Regions from separate parts of the Homo sapiens genome. Here region 1 is linked to region 2. Evidence: chromatin loops called from intact Hi-C (ENCODE). Cell type or tissue: endothelial cell of umbilical vein. All regions are shown on one strand. Each heading gives the region's core, and the rest is flanking DNA. Links, peaks and the distances in the headings are about the cores only. Region 1 has its middle 14 kb from the start of SGO1-AS1. Region 2 overlaps EFHB (EF-hand domain family member B).

Region 1 (8,312 bases), core at 313-8,312, 270 kb after region 2:
AAGAAAAGCAATCAGCTATTCTGGAATATCAAAGGTCAGAAATGGTTGCAAGTTCTTACTTAAGAGGTAGTAATTAGGTTGATACTTTTTTCATCTGTTGAAATATAGGTTTACAATTCTTGACCATTCAGACATTTTTTCCTGGCAGAAAAAAGGTATCTGTGTAGGGGGTAGTGGAGGGTGGACAGGGAAGGTGGTGGCAGGGACTGAAATAGATGGTTCTGAGTCTTAAAGCTGCTGGTATTAAAGTGGTATTTACTTTCTCCTTTGGGTGTATCAGTGCTATCAATAAGTGATGATGAAGATTGACAGGATGAAAACAATGTTACTAATGTCTCAGGTAAAGAGCTGAAAATGAATTTAAAGAGACAAAAAGAGCAAATGAAAGATTTCCAGGTATACTCTGGAGGAAGAGCTTCAACAAAGTAAAAAAAAGATGCTATAAGGAAGTGAGGAAACAACCATAAGCATTATGAAAGGTCCTCTTTAATGTATTTATGTATATATTTATGTATTTATATATAAATATGTAAATTCATATATATATAAATACATAAATATACAAATATATATATTTATATATTTATTTATGGGAACATCTTTACTTGTGGAAAAAGGAAGCTAACAATGACAAAGCTAGAGATTTTCTTTGGGTTTATTAAAAAGCAGTATTATTTCAACAAAGCAGAGAAAAATTAAAAGTCAAGCTTCCTGCTCCCTCTTCTTATTGGGAAGTCCGACAACTTTCACAGGATCAGGAGTTGAAAAAGATGAGAAATGATACGTGTAATTTGTGTGTGTGTATTTATATACATGTATATACATTTATATACAGTTATGTACCACTTAACGATGGGGATACCTTCTGAGATGCAATGTTAGGTGATTTTGTTGGTGTGTGAGCATCCTAGAGTGTACTTACACAGTCCTGAAGCTCCATAGTATGGCCTATGGCTCTTAGGCTAGAAACCTGTATAGCATTTTACTGTACTGAATACTGTAGGCAACTGTAACACAATGGTAAGTATTTGTGTATCTAAACGTATCTAAACATAGAAAAGGTGCAGTAAAAATATGGTATTATAATCTTATGGGACCACCATAGTATACACAGGCTATTGTTGTCCAAAGATCTTCATTTGACATGACTCTGGGTATGTGTATTAAATTTTATGAGCTGAACCAAGGGTTACCAGTCTCAGTTTATCTAGGTTTGAAGTTCTTTAAAAGAAATCCTGGAGAACTTGGAGGCTAAGGACCTTCTGAAAATAATGCACATGTTTACATGTGTGCACTTTCTGCATATCAGTTCACTTGGTCCTTGGACCCTCCTGAAGTTCATTGGTGAACCCCAGTTTAAGAATCTTTGCTCTCACTAGCCTGGGCAACGTAGTGAGACCGTATCTCTATCAATCAAAAAAACAAACAGAAAACATTTAGCCGAGTGTGGTGGTGCACAGTGGTGGTCCCAGCTACTTGGGAAGTTGAGGGGTGGGAGGATTACCTTAGCCTAGGAGGTCAAGGCTATGTGAGCCTTGATTGTACCACTGCACTCCAGCTTGGGTAACAGCGAGACTGTCTCAAAAAAAAAAAAAAAAAAAAAAAAAATCTTTGCTCTGTCAACCTGCCATCTTCTGCTGTTAACAGATGGACATCTAGTTTCTACTTAAAAACATCTGTGAATGGGAAATTTGCATTTTTATGCAATAGTACTGCCCATCAGTGGGACAGGCAAAGCTTTATAAGAAAGCCCGTAGGTTGGGTTGAAGTCAGCTGTTTATGATCAAGCTCTAATTCAAGTTTCCCACAGAGTACTATTAAGTTAGTGTGCCAGCACTGTTCCTATCCCTCAACACACCCAAGCATACTTGTACAGTTGTAGCTATGTGCACAACTCAAGATCCTGTCTACATTTTTAGGCTGGGCACAGTCGCTCATGCCTGTAATCCCAGCACTTTGGGATGCCGAGGCAGGTGGATCACCTGAGGTCAGGAGTTTGAGACCAGCCTGACCAACATGATGAAACCCTGTCTCTACTGAAAATACAAAATTAGTCGGGCATGGTGGCGCATGCCTGTAATCCCAGCTACTTGGGAGGCTGAGGCAGGAGAATCACTTGAAACTGGGAGGTGGAGGTTGCAGTGAGCTGAGATTGCGTCATTGCACTCCAGCCTGGGCAACAAGAGCGAAACACCATCTCAAAACGAAAAACATTTTTAAAAATTGAGGTATAGTTAACATACAAGAAAATGCACCAGTCAGGCCAGGTGTGGTGGGTCATGCCTATAATCCCAGTACTTTGGGAGGCCAAGGCAGGAGGATCGCTTGAGCCCAGGAGTTTGAGACCAGCCTGGCCAAACATTGTGAGACCCTGTCTCTATTAAAAAGCATAGGTCTTAGGTGCTAAGTTTGATGACTTTTGGCAATTGTCTACACCAGTATAATCACGACCCTAAAGACAGGACATTCTTATCACCTAAGAAAAGTTCCCTCGTGCCCCTTTCAGGTCAATTCTCCTTCCCTGTCTCCAGAAAACCACTTCTGATTTTTGTCACCATAGATTCGTTTTGTGTTACTTGATTTCATATAAATGGGGTCACAGTTTGTACTTCCTGGGGTCTGGCTCATCCACATTGTAATATGTATCAGAAGTTCATTCCTTTTTATTGCTGAAGAGTATACTATTGTAATATTCCACGATTTGTTTATCTTCTCAAGTTTAGTGGACATTTGGGTAGTTTCTACGTTTGGGTCTTACAATAAGCCTGCTATAAACATTTTTTTTGTAGGTCTTTTTGTAAACATATGCTTTCATTTCTCTTATGTGAATACCAAATAGTGAAATTGTTAGGTCAAGAAGTAGATGTGGGCTTAATTTTATAGGACGTTCCCCCTACCCTTGTATTAACCTGTGAGGCATTTTTTATTCCAGTTCCAATATTTACTGTTACCTATTCCTTCTAAGATTTACATTTATAAATTACGAATTTGTCAATTATATGTTTTCTCATATTCATGTTATTGAAAAAAATATTGAACAGGATGAGGGAGAGGATGAAACTTTCCATTATGATGCTGGATACCAATTTGCAAGATGCTAAAGATCAAAATCACTCGAGTGTGATCATGCAGGTGTATGTGAACTCACCTAACAATCCCGATCCAGGCTACATTTCCCACCTTTTCTATAATACCAAGCTGGAATAAATTTTAATTACTCTCTGTTTTACTTATTACATGTATCTTCTTGCACAAATGCTACTTCCCAACACCCTTTATGATGAAACACCATATTTATTATCTTGAGTCTTTTCTCATCAGACACTTTTTTTTTTTTGACAGAGTCTCACTCTGTCGCCCAGACTGGAGTGCAGTGGCGCGATCTCGGCTCACTGCAAGCTCCACTTCCCGGGTCCACGCCATTCTCCTGCCTCAGCCTCCTGAGTATAGACACATGCTTTTCTGCTCAAAGCTATAGTGAGGATGTGTTTAATGTATGTGAAGATGGTCTCAAGTGAATGTAAAACACTATATAAAAATTTTAACTTAACACTATAAATTTAAAAAAGGCTTTTCACCTAAATCAGTATTGAAGTATTGTTAATATGACTATTGTTTTATTTGTACTGGTACTAAGTAGGTTTGAATGAGCAGAAATAATTTAGTGCAGATAGTCAATCTGTGGATGCTGCATAGATTCCCATAACCAAGTAATTTCCTCAGGAATCTACCACTTATCGAGCACTTAGTAAGTGTTAAGCACTCTTCTAAGCATTTGATATGTACTAACTCACTGAATCCTTACAACAATTTACTTATTGAGTACTTAGTAAGTGTTAAGCACTCTTCTAAGCATTTTATATGTACTAACTCATTGAATCCTTACAAAATTCAATGAAAATACTGAGATACAGAGAGGGAATTTTCCCAAAAAGGCAAATGCAGGGATTCTGGATCCAGAGTCAGTGTTCTTCAGTGCTATGCAATGCTACAGCTACATTTAAAGAATGATGGTCCTAGTTTGTTGCAGCATGAAGTATCTGGATATTGAGGCTACCAACCATAGTTCCTATTCCTTCACATTTCCCTGCAAATTCCTATTCCACATTTATTAAGCATCTCCTATGTTTAAAATGATAAAGATTTTATGCTAAGATTCTATTACTGGAAAAGAAAAGTCAATTGGAGAAGAAATGTCACATCAGTGAATTAAGAGATGAGAGATTAATTTCAGGTCAGGGTGAGAGTTGATGATGTGTTGTGGGATCAGGTTGGAAAGAGTCATGAAACACCCTGCTAAGGAGCCTGGCCTTCTGGGCCAGGGGCCTAGGCCCAAGGGCCTAGAACAATGGCCCAAGAGGGCTACTGAAACTTGGAGTGTGTGTAGTTACAAAATGATCAAAGTAGCAATTATATTTTCATGGAGAGGTCAGACATTGAATACTAATTACAGGTATCTTGAGTGCTATAATGAAAGGTAGAGCCTGCAGTGGTGGGACCAAGGGTGGCTTCAACAAAAATACAAATTAAATAAAAATCATACTTTTTAAGCAAATGTAGCTTTAATATACTTTTCCAGGGTACTCCCCTGGTTCCTTGTCCCAATATCTCCTCCATTAAAAAAATCACCACCCTAGGTCCCTGTTTATAGGGAAATTCTGGAGCTTTTACTAGTATAGTGCTATGAGATTATAAAAAGGAAGACAAAATCTGGTAAGCAGGAACTTAGAGAAAGCTTCTGAGAGGAAGTGGCTTTTTAAGCTGAAAGATTAGAATAGGCATTGACTAAGGCAAAATTTGGAAGAAGGCAGGCAGAGACAATACAGGCTAAGATCTCCAAAGAACTGAGAGAATTCAACATGACAAGAGTTGTAGAAGCAGAGGGGTGTAGTGTGAGATGGTGCAGGGCCATAACAGGCCATATTAAGAATAATGGATTTTATTTTAAGAGAAATAGGAAATGGATTTTATTTTAAGAGAAACAGGAAACAGCTGTTAAGCATAATCACATTTTGTGATTTAAAAAAAAATCATCTAGGAGATGGGATTGGAGAATTTCGCTTACACAATATCAAAGACTAAGATAACTTAAAAACTTTGACCCCTGAAAACACCTGGAAATGCTGGGTAAAATGCAATATATTTGAGGACACAGCTGAGCTTACAAGAAAGAAAAGGCAATCTCCAAGTGACACAACCAAAAGGAAACTTAAAAGAGGGGTTCAACACGTACTGATTCCTCGGTCACCCTGGGAAAGTTGCTATCTCTAATTAAAGGGCTTAGATTTTATTATGTATGTAGGCTGAGTGAAACAGACTGTCAACACCCCTCCATCTCTCCCCCAACACATAAAGCTAGAATCTATTAAAGGTCTGCATACATTAGTGAATGCATGGACTAAAAAAGTTTTCTAAGGATGTGAAGCCCGTGGACTTTACCTCAAGCAGATGTGGGTTTCAAGTTTACATTTCCTACAGTCTGGGAATCTCGAAACAAATTCTCGAACATAATATAAAATAAAAATTGCTTCTTTGGCAGGTGATACCTCCAGGGCTCCTGGTAAAAGCAAACACAAAATCAGTCTACAGAGATGTTTCTACAACCTAGTCCACAGATTTTATTCAGAAGGAAAAATAAGTTCCATGAAGGATGAGCTCACAATAAAAAATTAGAAAATATGTGAGCAAACAATCAAAAGTCAGCAGATACAACAAATATCAGAATTAGAGTGCTTATAATTGCTAAAAATAGAGAAAACATTAAGTGACAGGTTACATAGGCTATGATATAACCAAGGATAGAATGAGTGAACTGGAAGATAGAACTGACGAAATGATATGGAAAGAATGTAGCTAAAAAGATGGAAAATATGAAAAAGGAGTTAAGAGACACAGGTTATACACAATGTGAATTCCATCAGGGCAGAATATTGGTTTTGGTCACTGAGGCATCCCAAGGGCCTAGAACAAGATCTAGCACAGTTGTTCCTGAATATTATTAGTTAAATCAAAGCCCAACAATTACGAGATATTGCATAAGGAGAGAATGGGAAAAAGGCAATATTCAACAAGCCAATAATTTTTCATAATAAAAAGCATGAATATTTATAAGCATAGTGAATCCCAAGCAGGATAAATTATTGACTTCCACTTCTGCCTATAAAGTCCTCTACTATGGGACTTGTTCAGCCACTACAAGCAAAAAAGATGGAAAATATTAATCAACTGTTTTCAGAAATTGTGCAATAGCTAGTATAAGATTATAATTCCAGAGAGAAGGAAAATAAGCAGTGAGCCCCATGTTCTTCCTATATTTCTTCCCAACGTAGTTTCAGAATTGTGGGACAAGGAGTGAGAATCCAGAGTCCAGTAATATCATTGAGTTGAAGAGACAGACTGAAGTTTGGAGAGGCCGCAGATGTAGAATTTGCTAGCAGAGTAATAGACGGGAAAGAGCTATGCAGAGAAAGAGCTCCAGAATTCTGTCTCCTGAATGTTGACTGAATACTAATCCATGCATGTGTAGGATGAAACTTCATGTAACTATGGAAAGAACTACAGAGTGAAGAACAATTACAGGGAGTTGTGAGCCAAACAACACTCAAAAGTAATACTTTGAACAGGCTTGGGCAACCAGCAGCCAGAATGGATAGACCTTGTTGAATAAATGAGACATTCAGTGAAAACCCCAGATGCTTCACATCTTCGTACTGGGGGTAAACGAGCATAGAGTAAAAGCTCCCAAAGATCTGCCCCAAAAAACTTAAAAGCAAGCCTAATAAAGATCAAGCTGATCTCTAACAAACTTAATTGCCTGACAAAACGAAGTTAACTCTTTAAAAGAATACAAGAAGATATAGCTTATACAAATGTAAAATTCCCAATATACAGTATCCAATTTAAAAAGTTACAAGATATACAAGGCAGGAAAGTATAATAATCGACTAAAAGAAAAATAGGCCAATAAAAGTTGATCCAGAAATGACAGAGATAATGGAATCGGCAGATAGGGGTGTTAAAATAGTTATTCTGAACATTATAAATATGCTCTAGAATATAAAACATGAACACAATAAAGAGACAAATAAAATATATATATAAAATAAAGAACCAAATGGAATTTCTAGAGGTAAAAAAAAAAATACAATATCATGACAGAAAAAATACACTGGATAGGATTAATAGACGATTTAACAAAGCAGAAGAAACTATCCAAAATGAAGCCCAGAGGGAAGAAAAGACTAAAACTCACAAGAGAAATCAGAAAATACTTTAGACTAAATGACAACATATAAAAATCTGTAGGGTGCAGCTAATAGAGTGCTTAAAGGAAAACTTACAGCATTAAAAATACATTAAAATAAGAGAAGTCTTAATTCATAGTACCTTAAGAAGTTAGGAAAGGGCAAATTAAATCCAAAGTAGACGGAAGAATGTCAAAGAGTAGGAATCAATGAAATAGAGAATGAATAAAAAAGAGAGAAATCACTGAAACTAAAAACTGGTTCTTTGAAAGTCATAAACTTCTATTTAGACTGATCAAGAAGAAAGCACAAATAATCCCTTTTCCTGTTTGGAAAAAAAAAGCACAGCCTGTTGCCAGCACTCGTTTAATTTTACATAAACATGCTCTTTGAGGCTGAAGCAAACCTGACTGATTTTCAATGTGAAAATAAAATATAAAAACTTTTCTTGGAGTTAGTTCTAACAGAACTAACATTGGAATTGTCTGAATCATCAGAATCATCTATTTTGGAAAAACTGGGTTCATCAAATGAATCTTTGACCAACAACTGTTCAAGAATGATATTAACATCACACGTAGGATTGCTATATTTTCTAGGATTTGACATTTTCAGGTTTTGAGAATTACTACATTTTCTAAATGGAAATATAGTACTACTATAACAGAATGCTATAAATAGAATATCTTTTGTTTCCGAAGTCAATATACTAGAGTGTTGGAAAAATAATAAGAGCGAGATTATTTTGTGGCAAAGTTATCTTTGGGTAAACGCTGCAGCTGCAAGTGCTGCCAGTGAATATTCTTGGGGCAAACGGGAAAAAGGTTATCAATATCAGGAATGAAAAGAGAGGAGGATAACTACAGCTCTTACATGTAAGACAAAAAGTACAAGGGAATATTATGAATAACATGTCTAACAATTTGATAACTTAGATGAACAAAGTCCTTGTATAACACAAATTAGCAAAACTGTCTAAAGAAACAGAAAACTTAAAACATCTCTACATCAACTTTAAAAATGAATTCGTAATTTAAAACGTTTCTAAAAACAAAAGTCCTAGCACAA
Region 2 (8,343 bases), core at 146-8,145:
AGGATGCTTACATAAGGAAGGGGTTGATCCTGTTCCTTTTCTCAACTAGAATAGTATTAAATGTTTTAGAAAAATATTTTTCTTCTTTACGTGGACCATATTGAATGTAAAATATGAATTTGCTCTTTCTGTCACAGCATAAATTCTACCTCAAGAATTGTACCAGATGTCACAACCAAGTTGAGGATTATTCATCAAGAATCCTATACTTGGGGATCCTGTAGACTTTTGTAAATATAAAAATTCAAGTTTTTAAAATTCTAAAATAGTAGTTGTTGATAGAGAAAACATTTCCATTTTTGTATGCTTATATGCTATACCTCTTCTTTTGATCTGGTCTTGAAGAAGTCTCTTTCAAACACTCCTTTCCGGGCAAAAATGGTAGGATATAGTAGTGAATATGCACTACCTTCTTCACCATAATTAGTTCTGTCACTGATGCGACGAATTCGGGGAGCAGGAATGTCAGATCGAATGGTTGGAACACCACAAATGGGGTAACCTAGGTCATTGATGAGGGAAGAAAACAGACATTCTAAAACAAAGCTGTGTAACACAGTAGCCACCAGTCACATGTGCATACTGAGCACTTAAAATGTAGCTAGGAAGAATTTTGGTGTATTCCAAATGTAAAATTCAAACATTTTAGTAAAAAAAGGAAAATATTTAATAATTGTTATATTGATTAGTTATTGAAATGATAATATTTTGAATATATATCGTATTAAAATTAATTTCACCTGTTTCTTTTTTTAACATGACTTTTTTTTCTTTTTCTTTTTCTTTTTTGAGACAGGGTCTCACTCTGTCACCCAGGCTAGAATGCAGTGGCATGATCACAGCTCACTGCAGCCTTGAACTCCTGGACTCAAGTGATCCTCCCACCTCAGCCTCCCAGGTTGCTGAGACTACAGGCGTTTGCCATCATGCCCAGCTAATTTTTGTATTTTTTGCAGAGACAGGGTCTCACTATGTTGCCCAGGCTGGTCTTGAACTCCTCACCTCAATTGATCCTCCCACCTTGGCCTCCCAAGATTCTGGGATTATGGGCATGAGCCACCATGCCCAGCCTGGTTTTCTTTAATGCTAAAAAGTTTGTAAATACATAGATGACTTCAATTTTATTTCTATTGGACAACACAGTCTAACGAGAGTAACAAGATTTCATTACTCTAGAATGTATAGCATGTCTATAAAAATCCAGTTGAGAAAAATATGTAAATCCTCAATCATGTCCTTATTCCAAGGATGTGATCTTGATCAACATAAAATAGTTTTTCTATATCACCAATATTCATCATGCTTCATATTGATATATGGATGTTATAGGTTGAATTGTCTCCTCCCAAAATTTAGATGGTGAAGTCCTAACCTCCACTAACTCAGAGTGTGACCCTATTTGGAAATAAGGTCTTTTCAGGTATAATTAATTAAGATAAGGTCATACTGGAGTATGGTGGGCCCCTAACCTAATATGGCTAGAGTTCTTGTAAAATGGAGAAATTTGGACACAGACATGAAAATGGGGAGAACACCACGTGAAGATGAAGGCAGAGATCAGGGTGATGCTGAAGAAGCCAAGTGGTGCCAAAGACTGCCAGCAAATCATCAGAAACTAGGGAAGAGGCATGGACAGATTCTCCTTTACAATCCACCAGAGGAACCAATCCTGCTGACACCTTGCACGTCAAGCCTCCAGAACTGTGAGACAATAAAATTCTATTAAGACACCAGTTTGTGGTACTTTGATACAGCAGCCCCAGCAAACTAACACATGGGGAATGAATATGCAGAGAAATGTTATGTAAAAGCTCTTTAAATATTTGAAGGCAGATATGTATGGAGCTAAGAATCATATGGTTTTAAAATCGTCTAATATTAATACTTGGTGGAGTCTGAATTACTACAATGTATAACATTCAATGTTCTGATCTATAATGGTTTCCATTTCATTAATATATAAAGAATCATTTTACTTTGGTCATCATTGGCAATTCCGTTCAATCAACATTTATATGTGGGCCTCTCCTCCCCAGGTGGTTAGAATATGAATTAAATGCAAGGTACAAAGCTTTGGGAAACTTAATCTAACGGAGAAAGGCAGGGGACAATGCAAGGACAGACAGAGGACAGTTTGTTGATGCTTTTAAAACTTGACAAATAAGTGACATACAAGTAGAAGGAATGGCTCCTACAATTGCATTGATCTCAGAAGAAGTTGTCTTATAGTAGTTGGAAACTTTATCACTTGGTCTCAGAAGTGTCCGGAGAGTCTTTTCTGTGCTTCCTGCTTCTTTTAAGACAATATCTTCTGGCTTTATGAGGAGAGTTTGTTCAGGTTCTTCAACATTAGCCTCAGTAGGGTTTACACAATCTGGTTTTCTACCTTTAAGGAAAATAAATGAAAGAAAAAATGCAGGAATACATTACTACTTAGTGCTTGCTGCTCTGTAACAGGATAAGTTTTCCCATCTAGTCTCTTCTTGCTAATGGAAACAGCTGGCATGACCCCTCCACTGACCCAACACCCAACTGTGGAAGAGTAAGTTCAGGCCAATGTCATATGCCAGGAAATCTGAACATGGCCTAATGTTTTCTTCTGCTACTCCACTCACTTTATTCTAGAATAAAGCTTTGAAATATGAGAGACCAAATGTAAACACAGAATCCATTCATTTCTTTTCTTAAAAAAAAAAAAAAAAAATAGAGCGGCCAGGCACGGTGGCTCACGCCTGTAATCCCAGCACTTTGGGAGGCTGAGGTGGACAGATCACCTGAGGTCAGGAGTTCGAGACCAGCCTGGCCAACATGATGAAACCCCGTCTCTATTAAAAATATAAAAGTTAGTCAGGCATGGTGGCAGGCGCCTGTAACCCCAGCTACTCAGGAGGCTGAGACAGGAGAATCACTTGAATCAGGGAGGCAATGGTTGCAGTGAGCCGAGATCGCGCCATTGCACTCCAGCCTGGAGGAAAACAGTGAGACTTCGTCTCAAAAAAAAAAAAAAAGCGTATTTTAATATTTAACTTGAACTACAGAGTTTTTCCTAGCACTATGCACTAGGGAGAAATAAGACAAGACATGCTTGTAGTGGAAAATTCCACATCTACTTGACTGGGGGGAGCATGCACTACAACATCAAGAGAGATGATAAGAACTCACTGTGAGCTCAAGAACTGTTTCTACAACTAACTCCTGACAAGTCAGTGTACAAAAGAAAACCCTGAGATAGAACTGAAGTTGTAAGACTGTCCTCTTTTGCAGATTGCTTTGCTGAGCCAATTCTGAAATTTAGGAATAAATTCCTGCAATCTTTTTCAGATCTGGTTACTACATATATACCACTAGAGAGCGCTGTGGTGTTCCCATCTTTAGAAAAATTCTAAAGGTTCTGGGGGAGCCCAAGTAAGGGTTGCAAAGGCAAGTGACCTGCTGGTATTAGAGAAGGGTGGATACCGTGGCAAACTAGAAAAGACTTACGTCTCTGAAGAACGCATTCCTCCCCGCAACCCCACCTCTCCCCACACTCAGTTCCTGCCAATTGCTGCTCTGAAAATTCTCAGGCCCACTGTTCCAGATCCTCTAACCCTCCACCTCACCAAAAGTAGAAATCTGGACAAAGTTTGAAAAAGAATTTCTCAAAAAATTGGAAGATTACTTACCCACTTTTCTCCAAAAGTCAACAGTAAGATAGAATTTGGTATCAGAAAAATTTTGGCAGAACATTCCTGGGCCCCCTCTAGACCTACTGACTACAAACTTGACAGTTTCTACCCTAAAATCATAGAAGATGAAAATCCTTAAAAACTCCATTTAAAATGGCTGAAGAAATCAGCATCCAAAAACCAGAAACAATTTGAAGAATTATCTGGTCTGAAATAAGCTTTTGCTTTCTACCACTACTTCATGAGTTGTGCCAAGAAGGAAGCTCTGTCACCCCTGTTTATGAAAGGGTTGGAGTAGAGCTGTTTTCTATAAAAAGCTTCATTAGGTAGGGAAGATTCTGATGCTTTCCTAGTGGATAGAATAGAAAGGCTAACCCATAAGGGCTCGCATCATCAAGAGAGACCAAAATTTGGTTTTGACTTCACAGAAAGGCATGACCCAAGAATAAAAGTGAAAATAGTAGTATCTCCACTTTTTAGAAGAGAGACATCCCGAGAGAAAATAAAAATGTAAATATCTTTTTAAAAAGCTGAACCTCTAATAATTAAGATACAAAAATTAAGGTAGGCTGGATGCAGTGGCTCATGCCTGTAATCCCAGCATATTGGGAGTCTGAGGAGGGAGGATCCCTCAAGCCAGGAGTTCACAACCAGCCTGGGCAACACAGCCACTCAAGAGGCTGAGGCAGGTGAATCACTTGAGCCCAGGAGTTCAAGGCTGCAATGAGCTATGATTGCACCACTGCACTCCAGCCTGGGCAAACAGAGTGAGACACTGTCTCAAAAAAAAAAAAAAAAAAAAAAAAAAAGCAAGGCAAATGAGGTATTATTATAAACCAACTAAAGTACAACAATGTAAGAATTTTTGTTTGAAATAACACTCAATGGTAGTGAGATTGGAGTAAAACCTCACAGACTTAGCTGATAAAATTGCAAATCAGTAAAATCATTTAGAAAAGCAAAATGAAAATAGAGTTACTTCTGAGACAATAATAACATTCATAAGAAATGAGAAATAAAAAGCTTTTTGAGATATGATCATTATAGCATTGTGCATATTACTTTTAAAATATCTAGAAACAGCCTAAATTTCATAGAGTGAAGAAATGGTTTAGTAAATCATAATATATCAGCATGAGGGAACTGAAATGTAGTTCATAGAAACCAAAAAAGCATTTCTTCATTCCTTAGAAATATGAAAGCTGGCTGGGCATGTTGGCTCTTGTCGGTCATCCTAGCACTTTGGGAGGCCAAGACAGGAGGATCACTTGAGGCCAGGAGTTCGAGACCAGCCTGGGCAACATGGTGAAACCCTGTCTCTGCTAAAAATACAAAAAATTAGCCAGGCATGGTGGCACACACCTGCCATAATCCCAGCTACTCTGGAGGCTGAGGCACGAGAATCACTTGAACCCGGCAGGTAGAGATTGCAGTGAGCCAAGATCACACCACTGCACTCCAGCCTGGGCAACAGAGCAAGACCCTATCAAAAAAAAAAAAAAAAAAAGGAAGAAGAGAAATGCGAAAGTTAAATTTTAAAAAGCCTTATATAGTATGTTCAGTGTTATTTTAGACATGCTTAAAATATATACATATACACATATGTATATATGTATATCTATATATGTAATGATACAGAAAGATAAAATGTAGGCCAGAGGTATCCAACCATTTGGCTTCCCTGGACCTCACTGGAAGAAGACTTATCTTGGGCCACACATAAAGTACACTAACACTAAGGACAGCTGATGAGCTTAAAAACAAAATGTCGCAAAAAAATCTCATAGCGTTTTAAGAAAGTTTACAAATTTGTGTTGGGCAGCATTCAAAGCTGTCTTGAACCAAGGGTTGGACAAGCTTGATGTAAACATTATAACATTTGAATCAAAAGTAAAGATTATGCTGTTTTTCCTTTTTATACAAAATTTTTAAAATCTAATTTTATGTCAAATTGTGTGTTTCCTGGGAAAGGGAATTAACTACTCAGATAATCGTTTTTAAACAGGTTTCTGAGAAACTGTCTTTTATATTTTGAGCTTCAGTGTAAGTTTTGTGCTTTTAATTTTTTTGAATAAATAATACATGGTTCCAAACTCAAAAGATACAAAAATATAGATTAAAAAGTGAATCTCATTGCCACCCTGTCCCTCAGCCATCCAACTGCCTCTTCCTGGAAATAATAAATATTATTGATTCTTTCCTACACTACTACAGATATTCCATGCATAAACAAGCAAATAAAAACCATGTATAAATGTATATTTTTATTTTTCATATAATATTAAAGTTGAATATAGCTGAGCTCTTAGAAAAATTAAAATACAGAAGTCCATTTAAGAATTCAGCAAATGGCTAAGCATGCTGGCTCACACCAATAATCCCAGCACTTTGGGAGGCCAAAGCAAGAGAATCCCTTGAACCCAGGAGTTCAAGGGCAAGTAGGACCAGCCTGGGCAACATAGTGAGACCTCGTCTGTATTAAAAATAATAATAATAAATTTTAAAATTTAAAAAAATAATAATTCATCAAACCTTCAAAAATTAAATACCTTTAATAATGACCCTCTCTTCATACTCTTTAAGAAGCATTTTGTCTTTCCAGTTAAGAAAATTTGCGAATTCCAGATAGTTAATGAAGCCATCATTATCCACATCACAGTAGTCAAATAGCTGGTCCAGGAGCTTGTCATCTAAACTCAAGTTGGCCTGGTCACAAGCTTCCTGCAGCTCGTCTTTATCTATCATCCCATCTCCCTTCTGTTATACAGGAAGCAAAAGAACATAAAATGGGAGTTGTCTTCAAGAGCAGAGTAGGCAACATTATTTAGTTTAAGAAAAAAGAAATAGCTTCATCACATAAATTCAAATTTGTCTCAATTTTCACAGAAGAGGAGTCAAATACGCTGGTTAGACCGTGGTAGAGCATTATTACCATGATATGGGCTTGACATTTCATATGACCAATAGGTGTGTACTTTTGACAGCTCTCTACAATTTTTATCCTTACAAAGTTTTTAATACCTTCTGTGTTTTAACCTGGCAATAAATGGCCCTTCATTTCATTGCCTGTTATTAAGGAGAAATTGGGGAGATAGTTGCAGGACAAGTTCACGGAGGTGGGTTCAAAGACAGTGGTCTGGTTTTCATAACACTCCTATGGGCAAGAGGGAAATGCTACCAATCTGATGGTCAGCCCCATTGAAACAAGTAACACTAAGATTCATCCTGGTAAGTAGGGGGAGGAGGGTGGAGGGAAAAAGTCTCACCTCCTTTCAGACAGCAGTTAAAGACAGAAGTACCTACACTGAGTATGAACAGAGGGAAATGTATAAGGGCTCTCAGCAGAAACTGGCTGATTCACTTGGGAGATGAAGGGGCAGAGCACACAATGTTCGTTAAGGAAGAATGTCAACAGCTGGGACATCTTAGCACTCAGTCCCTCCTGCAGTCTATCAAGCCAACCTTAAATCCATTCAGAGATGATGGCAAAGGTCCCAGTTTTCTTGTTTGTTTCTGCAGTGAATTCTTCCTGCTATAAGGGAGCTTTGGCCCCCTCAGAGAGACTTCCCTGAGAGGAAATAACTCCCAAGAGGAATCATAAATGAGTCACTGCGTAGTATTTAAGCTCTTACTGCCCAGGACTGGATTTACAATGCTGATGGAGGCAATCCCCTGGAGAACGAGAAACTGACTCGATGAATTATAAATTCTTGCAGTCAGACCCACAGCCCTGGAAAACTTCCCTACTTAACCCTTGTATTCAAACAGAATGAGAACTTAAAATATATGATCTTGACAATACAGCTGCAAATGCCCTGGATTAAAGCAGACTCCTTTATAAAAGTCTCTACTACAGGCCAGGCACGGTGGCTCATGCCTGTAATCCCAGCACTTTGGGAGCCTGACCAACACGGAGAAATCCCGTCTCTACTGAAAATACAAAATTAGCCAGCGTGGTGGCACATGCCTGTAATCCCAGCTACTCGGGAGGCTGAGGCAGGAGAATCGCTTGAATCCAGGAGGCCGAGGTTGCAGTGAGCCGAGACTGCGCCATTGCACTCCAGACTGGGCAACAAGAGTGAAATTCCATCTCAAAAACAAACAAAAGTCTCTACTACAACCAAAAATGCAAACCCACACTCATCCTAGCTGAAAAGCAATGCGGGATGTGGCTGTTGAATCAAGAGAGCCCCAAAACTGAAACAGATGCTGTCAACGATAAATTACCGCCTAATATGCAGGGCTTTGTGTGCACTGAAAACACTGGTGGTTTGTTTCATGGAGCTACCATGCCACCACCATGCCACTCAAAATCAAAGTAAATATTTCTTACTTACTAGTGCAAAGCCATTCTCTCCCTCTGCACCCTTAATCCCTCCCTCCCCCAAGCCCTGATCTCATCCGCTTTAGGGAGAAAGATGATTAGAAGTAGGACCAAGGGCTCCAGGTCTTCAAGAGGGATGCATCTGTTCAGTGGGGTGAGATTCTCACATTTTTATGGTTTGGATACAGTTCCCAAAGTCATCATCATAGTCAGTCCTGGGAGAGGATGGTAGGGAAGGATGTCCGAATTCAGTTAATGGGGTTTGGGCACAGTTTGCAGAGAAGAATTAAAGATAACCATGTATTATTGCTACGGCTTCCAAGCCTGAATATTTAATTGGTATTGATGCTTTCC

What was found. Hi-C counts contacts between places; a loop is a spot of excess contacts. Peaks named below come from ENCODE experiments on the same cell type or tissue, not always from the same donor. Only the 100,000 strongest peaks of a DNase experiment are listed, where the experiment ranks them.
Region 1: a loop joins it to region 2, with 3 times the contacts of the local background. A loop is called at or near these places in 7 of 110 quality-filtered maps.

Annotation. Positions count from the first base shown.
Region 1 is chr3:20,155,670-20,163,981 of GRCh38, forward strand. It overlaps a transcript of SGO1 not described here. Among named protein-coding and RNA genes, the nearest start is that of SGO1-AS1, 14 kb to the right of the region's middle. In endothelial cell of umbilical vein, for the core only: no CTCF peak of the experiment used is centred there; a DNase peak (open chromatin) is centred at 4,962.
Region 2 is chr3:19,882,230-19,890,572 of GRCh38, forward strand. It overlaps EFHB (EF-hand domain family member B), which reads right to left. Exons shown (of 13, transcript NM_144715.4): 10 at 6,215-6,422; 11 at 2,174-2,386; 12 at 321-502. Among named protein-coding and RNA genes, the nearest start is that of EFHB, 48 kb to the right of the region's middle. RefSeq lists an enhancer at 4,829-4,998. In endothelial cell of umbilical vein, for the core only: a CTCF peak has its summit at 3,362 (motif pointing right); DNase peaks (open chromatin) are centred at 3,372 and 7,152; H3K27ac peaks cover 1,237 bases.